2 separate regions of the Homo sapiens genome follow, and region 1 is linked to region 2. Evidence: read pairs that join two places in POLR2A ChIA-PET (ENCODE). Cell type or tissue: OCI-LY7. All regions are shown on one strand.

What was found. Peaks named below come from ENCODE experiments on the same cell type or tissue, not always from the same donor. Only the 100,000 strongest peaks of a DNase experiment are listed, where the experiment ranks them.
Region 1: POLR2A ChIA-PET joins it to region 2 with 7 read pairs; 1 of 35 experiments calls an interaction of 5 or more read pairs at or near these places.

Annotation. Positions count from the first base shown.
Region 1 is chr17:64,937,548-64,941,547 of GRCh38, forward strand. No RefSeq gene overlaps it. Among named protein-coding and RNA genes, the nearest start is that of LRRC37A3, 20 kb to the left of the region's middle. In OCI-LY7, a CTCF peak has its summit at 1,535 (motif pointing left); a DNase peak (open chromatin) is centred at 1,514.
Region 2 is chr17:65,171,678-65,175,677 of GRCh38, forward strand. The region is part of intron 8 of RGS9 (regulator of G protein signaling 9); the gene reads left to right. Among named protein-coding and RNA genes, the nearest start is that of RGS9, 36 kb to the left of the region's middle. RefSeq lists an enhancer at 1,273-2,066. In OCI-LY7, no CTCF peak of the experiment used is centred here; DNase peaks (open chromatin) are centred at 274 and 1,904; H3K27ac peaks cover 2,166 bases.

The DNA of each region.
Region 1 (4,000 bases), 230 kb before region 2:
AGGGGACCTGTCCTGTGTTTCTAGCATCACAGATTCTGCAGTTCCCCCTCCAGGAGCTGAGTTAATAATAATCCTTGCCCTGGAGGGTGGTGAGGAGTAGGGCCTCTGGAAGAGGAAATTCTCATGCCTAGAATGGCAGCCCTCGTCCCAGCCTGAGAGAGACAGGAGGCTCCGTGTCCTTGGCTGCTTACTGTGACAGGCCTGGTTGGGAAACCTCTTTCTCCCCAGGTGCCCTTCCCTGTCCCTGAGCCAAAGCCCCATTTCTGTCTGGACTGCATCCCCAGTGAATAAACCGGGGCAGTGGGCAAGACTACCAGGTTACCCCCACAGGAAGGGAGAGAAGACCCAGGATGGGTACTCCCAATGCCACACCCTTCACTGTCCACGTCTTATCTTGTTTTTAAACTACTCTTACCCTGACCTCAGTCCCTAGAAGGTTTGAGGCAGATCACAACAGAAACACACGTGGTGAACTGGCAAATTCACTGAAAAGCCAGGACCACAAAAAACAAGTTAGAGATGGGACTCAAGATGGAGAGGAATTAGGGGGCAGATGATGTACAGGTGCTAAGGTGTGGTTGCTGAAGAAAATTTAGCTCTGACTTTCCTGCTAGGTAAGGTGAAAAGAGAGGGGCTATCAGGTGCATGTCTCTTTGTTGTTGAAAAAATAATAAAACCCACCCAGATGTTGAGGGAATCAAAGCTTTTTCCTAACCCTTCGCTCTTAAATTTCTTGTGTGTAGCTCTGTGAACATGGGATCTAGAAGGACAAGTCAGGTACCCTGCAAAACACCTCCAGGGAGGTTTAATGGGGCTGCTTCAGGTGGCATTATTATGATGAAGGCCAGCAGCATGACCTCATGTCTCAGCTCAGAAAAAGCAATTCTGCAAAGAACCTGACTGTGTAGTTTCTTGATTATTCACCAAGCTCCATTCAGTTCTAGAACCAGGATATCTACAAAGCAAAGTTGGAAAACTGGTTTCATCTCATGAGCTACTCTGATGACTAGGTCTGGAGTCTTGTGGGGTTTTGTTTTTATTTTTTGTTTCTGTTTTTGTTTTTGTTTTTAGAGACAAGGGAGCTTGGGTTTCCTTTCTACCCAGCAGGCATGGCTCAGTGGCAGACACCAACCACTGGCATCTGGGTTGTATTTCATAATTTGCACAGTACTTGCAGAACCTTGTCTCATTTAAGCTTTGTAATAACCCCACAAAAATAGCTGGTAGTAGCTGAATTTTACAGACACTGAAATGGAAGCTTGAAGAAATTAGGTGAAGGTCAGGGTGAGGCAGCTAGTGAGCAGCAGAGCCCGCCCTCTGGTCCCAAGGCCCAGGGACCCTTCTGCCTGCCCCTGGGGGAGTCAGGGCCTTTGCCTTTTGCCCAGGGCACACCCACTGGCCGCTCCCACTGGCCCCCCGCTGTGGAGACACCTCTACACTGTAAGAACTATCCAACCAAGGGGGCCAAAGCCAGCCTTGCTCCACAGTCCTGAGGCATCAGACACTGTGCAGACTGCCCTGCCCCCTGCTGGCTGCCTGTCTGCTTCCCGTGGCCAGCCCTGACCGCGGCCCCTGTCCCCCAGCCACTTATTGCTCGCCACAGCCCCTACTCTGCTGCTTCCATTCTGGGGCCCGAGTGGACGGGTGGACCTAGAGGAGGCTGGCATTGCTGAGCCAGCAGCAGGGACACTAGACACAGGCAACAAGGGTAATGGAGCAGAACACAGGCTCTGGAACCAGCCAACATGGCAAAACCCTATCTCTACTGGAAATACAATAATCAGCTGGGTGTGGTGGTGCACGTCTGTAATCCCAGCTCCTGGGGAGGCCGAGGCACTTGAGCCCAAGAGTCAGAGGTTGCGGTGAGCTGAGATCATACCACTGTACTCCAGCCTGGGTGACAGAGCAAGACTCTGTCTCAAAAAAAAAAAAAAAAAAAAAGGAAGCACTGGAGGACATTAAACAAATAGCAGATCCTCCAGCCTGGCCAACATAAAAATACAAAAATTAGCTGGGCATGGTGGCGGGTGCCTGTAATCCCAGCTACTCGGGAGGCTGAGATAGGAGAATCACTTGAACCCAGGAGGCTGAGGCTGCAGTGAGCCGAGATCGCGCCACTGCACTCCAGCCTGGGCGACAAAGGGAGACTCCATCTCAAAACAAACAAACAAACAAACAAAACAAAACAAAACAAATAGTAGATCTGGTCAAGCCCCTCAGAGCTGTTACATAAACCAACTACTGAGGGTAAAGACCTTTGGAAGGACCATTTAAAACACCTGGGGCTTCATCGGGCTGGATTTGCTCGGAGCTACAGGTGGAATCAAGAGTTCTCTATAATCATCACTTGCACAGCGTAGTTTTCAGGGAAATATTTTCCTATTTGACAGGTGAAACAGTATTTTTCACCTGCCTGTAGGCAGTTTTGAGACAATATAGTACTTTTCCAGAAGTGCTTCCCTGAATGACTGCGCACGATTATGATGACATTCTGGAATGGGGTTTTATAACACTTGTGGGAACACGCTGCCCCTTTAGCAATGGAAAACAGGACTTCAGAGCTGCCTTCTGAAAGGCCTGGTCCCTGCAGATGGAACCCACCTGGGACCCTCCTGGTCACCTACCCATCTGCCTCCAGTGTACCACCCGGAAGCTCTTATGCCCCTGTGCGGGGGCTGCCTGGGGGCATTAGACCAAGCATGTGTGCCTTCCCCAGGAAGCAGGCAAACCAAGGAAGCAGGCAAACCCAGATCTGAATGCCAGCCACACCACTTCATCACTATGTGACCGGACAGGTTTCCTAACCTCTCTGAGCACCCATTTCTTCAGCTGTAAAATAATGATAGTTCTTACAGTGTGTTGTTGTAAAGATTAATTAGTAGGGGGAGTTCTGAGTGGTGGAAATATGAGTGGTGGTTATTCTTGACTTTGTGCCTACCTTTAAAAAAAATTAACAGATCCTTTCCACCACAGAAGCTCCCAAGTTACTAGGAGCTGACTCTGGCCATACCACTCACTCTCTACCCATCTCCCAGGCTGCTTCCAGCAGATCGGCTTCTTTGTACGACCCAAGCTCTGTGCCTTCTCTGGCCTCTATTACTGTGACATCTGCCACCAAGATGATGCCTCAGTGATTCTGGCCAGGATCATCCACAGCTGGGACCTCACCAAGCACCTGGTAAGTCTCGAGCCCAGCTCGTCACAGCCACTCAGGGCTGGTGAGGGACAGAGGGGTGTTCAATCCTCTTTGCTGCTGCTGTTCATCTGTTTAGAGGAGTTTGGCTCCTCTAAACAAGGGAAGCTGGGGTCACTGGTTCAGGCACTGTGACGTGGGGGAGCTAACCAAGAGAAAAGCTTGGTGCCTGTCCACAGCCCTGGGCAGAGCTCCGTCGGTGGCTGTCTTGGTCCCCAGGAGGGAGTCTGAGGATGGTTTCCTGCAGCTACAGACATAACCGCTTAAGGCACCAGCAGATAAATGACTGATTAGGTAGATAGATAGATAGATAGATAGATAGATAGATAGATAGACAGACAGATAGGCAGGTGGATGGTGGATGAGTGGATGGGTAGGTGGATGGTTACCTGGGCAGGTGAATGAGTAAATGGGTAGGTGGATGAGTGGATGGGTTGGTGGGTAGGTGGATCAGTAGGTAGATGGGTAGATAGGTGGGTGAACGGGTAGATAGCTAGATGGGTAGGTGGATGGGTAGGTAGATGGGTAGATGGGTGGGTGATTGTGTAGATGGCTAGCTGGGTAGATGGGTAGGTGGATGGGTAGATGGGTGGGCAGTGTGTAGATGGGTGGGTGGATGGGTGAATCGGTAAGTGGATGGGTAGATGGGCTGGCCAGCGAGCTGGCTATACCTTGGAGCAGTCATCCTTAAAGACTATCAAGTAGGCGTATCCATGAATTAATGACGAGGAACCAAGAAGATAGTAAATGACAAAGCTAAATGCAGTAGCAAAGCTGATACAAGGTGACATGGAGCTCAAAGAAGGA
Region 2 (4,000 bases):
TGGGTGGTGGTAGTTGAGGGCTCTGACCTGAATTCCTACCCAGAGCCCAAAGGACACCTGTGATTCAGCATCCTGTAATGAAGGAAAACGATGTTTCTCACCTGTTTTTTACTCAAATGGAACCAAGTACAGATCTGAGCACGATGCAAACAACAGTGAGTTTTGTAAATGAACAAAGGGAGAAAGTGCTCCCTTAGACAGGCATGTGGAGGCCTTCCCTGCATCTTTGCTGTGCCATCTGTGACTTCCTGCCTCCCAAGGATGTAGTCTGAGGCTGCTTCCTGGCGGTGGGTGTGCTTATCTGCTTATCAAGCTAAATGACCCTTGTTTCAACCACATATGCAGACACTTGCCAGAGATGTCTGCCCTCCATTTCCCATCGAAGTTAGGCTAAATGTCCAACAATGGAAAATGGCAAAATAAATTGAGGTATATTAACATGATGGAACATTGTGAAGCTATTCAAATAATATTTTCAAAGGCCATTCATTGATCTAGGAAAATGATCTGACATACAATGTGTTTTTTGTTTGTTTGTTGTTTTTTGTTTGTTTTTGAGACAGAGTCTCGCTCTGGGGTGCAGTGGCATGGTCTTGGCTCACTGCAACCTCTGCCTCTTGGGTTCAAGCAATTCTCCTGAATCAGCCTCCTGAGTAGCTGGAATTACAGGCGCCTGCCACCACACCTGGCTAATTTTTGTATTTTTAGTAGAGACGGCGGTTTCACCATGTTGGCCAGGCTGGTCTCGAACTCCTGACTCTACCTTGGCCTCCCAAAGTGCTAGGATTCCAGGCATGAGCCACTGTGGCGGCCTGACACATAATGTTATATTATAAAACCAGGGTGGGTGGAATGCTCCATGTGCCATGGTCCAAAAATAAAAAATAAAAAAAATTAACATATATTTTGTGAATATCTGCTCTATGCCGGGTGCTTACTAGGCATTGGGGATATTTGGATTATGAGCCAAGACAGACATTGCCCGTGACCTCAAGGAGTTTCTTGCAGTCTGGTGGAGAGACAAAGACTAAAATGATTAAACCAATGAATGAGTAACAAGCAGAATGCCATGGCAGCTGGTAGGAGGCAGGGGCTCTGCGTCCGGTTGGGGGTCAGGGAACACAGGACACAGGACGTGGAGAGTGACATTCAAGCCAAGATCCTCTAGGAGCTGACTTTCCTAACACAGCAACATAAAATTGTCTCCCTGTTTCACCTCATCTCTATTTCTTTTTTCTTTCTTTCTTTCTTTCTTTTTTTTTTGAGATGGAGTGTTGCCCTATTGCCCAGGCTGGAGTGCAATGGCGTGATCTCAGCTCACTGCAACCTTCGCCTCCTGGGTTCCAGCGATTCTCCTGCCTCAGCCTGCCGAGTAGCTGGAATTACAGGTGTGCGCCACCTCGCCTGGCTAATTTTTTGTATCTTTAGTAGAGATGGGTTTTCACTGTGTTGGCCAGGCTGGTCTCGAACTCCTGACCTCATGATCTGCCGGCCTCAGGCTTTCAAAGTGCTGGGATTACAGGCATGAGCCACCGCGCCTGGCCTCATCTCTATTTCTTTCCCCTGTCTTATTTTGTTTAGAAAACGAGTTAGTGTTTTACTTAGTATTTGTTTTCTGTTCCATGCACCAGAAGAGTCTGATATTTTTGGGAAGAGAGTGAAGCTGAGAGAAGGAGGGGCAGGGGGACACGGTGGAGTACCACCGAGAAGTGTCCGTCAGCTCCACGCTGGCCTTGCTCTGTATGTGGGTTCCTGGGAACATCGCCTCCTCACGAGCAGTTGTCACGAGTACAGGAGCTCCTTTCCTGACCTGAATGATGATGCATTGAGCAAATTGCCTCTTTGGCTTACACCCAAGGGATGTTGTTTGTGGGGGGCGGGGTCATACCCTGGTGTTCACAGTTCCTCAGGGTGGAGGAGGGGAGCTTGCATGTCTCTGAAGGCTTCCTGCATGAGGCACCAGGGCAGAAAGTGCCTGCTGCCTCCTTATCTGCGGGCCACACACCGCAGGATGCATCGGCTGCCCTTATTTCCTGGGCGCTGACAGTCAGTTCTGGTTAACTTCATCTGAACACCCTGTTATGTGCCAGAAACTGTGTCAGCAGCACTCTGGTGATGATCATAGTGGGTCAAAGACTTTACACTACCTGATGAATGAAGAAATGGATGAATGAAAGGAGCTTGGGAGTCTCTGAAACCAGCAGAGGCAGAAAGGCAGCCCTCTCACCAGTTTCGAGGGCAGGGAACTGGAAAAGGACCACAGCTTGATTGGGAACAACTGAGACTTAAGGGCTGCTGCCCACAGAGGTGCAAGAGCCGAGGCAGCAGTGGCCAGAGGACTGTGCCTGGCTGTTCTGTAGGGAAGGCATGGAGAGCCAGGTTGGGGCTGGAACTGGACAGGCTGGCAGAATCATGAAGCCCAGTGGGTGGCTGCAGGTCTGAGAGTCTAAGGCCGTCTGGTCTGGGCAGCTGAGGGCATAGAGGACTCTATCTCAGTTATGCAGTGCACTGTTGAGCACTGGGGCAACCAAATTTATATCAGAGCCTGGGGCACATTGGAAGGAAAGAACTAGATAACGAATTCAAGACTTGAGCAGATGACCACACCGAAGTCACCGAGGCAGTGAGCGCCTGTGGAATAGCAGCCAGACACTGGTTGTAGGGCATCATGAGCACAGGCTGTGTGTGAGTGTGAGTGCATGTCAGTATGTCTGGGTGTGCATGTATGTGAGTGAGTGTGTGAATGTATGTGTGCGAGTGTGTGTACATGTGTGCATGTGTGTGAGCATGTATGTCAGTGTGTTGGCGTGTCAAGGTGTGCATGTATGTGAGAATATGTATGTATGTGTGAGAGTGTGTAGATGTGTACATGTAAGTGAGCATGTATGTGAGTGTGAGTGTGCATATGTATATGTGAGTGTGCCTAGGTTTGTGCATGCATGTAAACATATATGTGTCAGTATGCACGTGTGTGAGTGTGTGAATGTGTTATGTGTGAGCATGCATATGTGTGTGCATGTATGTGAGCATGTTTTTGTGTATTCATTCTCATAGTGTTATAAAGAAATACGCAAGACTGGGTAATTTATAAAGGAAAGAGGTTTAATTGACTCACAGTTCTGCATGGCTGGGGAAGTCTCAGGAAACTTACAATCATGGCGGAACGGGAAAAGGCACATCTGACATGGTGGCAGGCGAGAGAGAGCGAGTATGTGAAAGAGGAACTGTCAGACACTTATAAAACCATCAGATCTCATGAGAACTCACTATCATGAGAACAGCATGGGGGACACCACCCCCATAATCCAGTCACCTCCCACCAGGTCTCTCCCTCAATCCCTGGGGATTATGGAGATTACAGTTCAAGATGATATTTGGGTGGGAACACAGAACCAAACCATATTAATGTGTGTGTGTGTGTGTGTGTCAGGACATGTGTGTATGTGAGTGTGTGTGAGTGTGCATATGTACATGTGGGAGTATGTGTAGGTGTGTGCATGTATGTGAGCATGCGTGTGTGAGTGTGCCAGTGTGTCAGGGCATGTATGTATGTGAGCATGTGTGAGTGTGCATATGTATGTATGAGAGTGTGTGGGTGTGTGAGTGTGAGTGTGAGAGTGTGTGAACGTGCCAAAGTGTGTGTATGAAGTCTGCCTTCAGTTATGCAGGGGGATTTCTCCATACCAGATTCAGGGGGCAACTCCTAGAACCCTTTTTGGCAAAGGCACTGACTCTGCTGAGCCCCTGCCATGTGAGGTTAGATCCCATGGTGTTATCCCTTCAAGACACCTGTCTCAACTCTAATTTATCCTTTGTGTGATTAATTGCTGAGTGGCTACCTCCCCCTTGAGACTGGGAGTGCCTCAGTAATGCCTGCTGGGGAGCAGTGGTCTCGGGGCACACTCACCATGGGCTCCCCAGGGCTCAGCACAATGTCCGGCACATAAGAAGTGCCCCATAGATATTTGCTGATCAAGATCCACTTGTAACAACTAGGGTA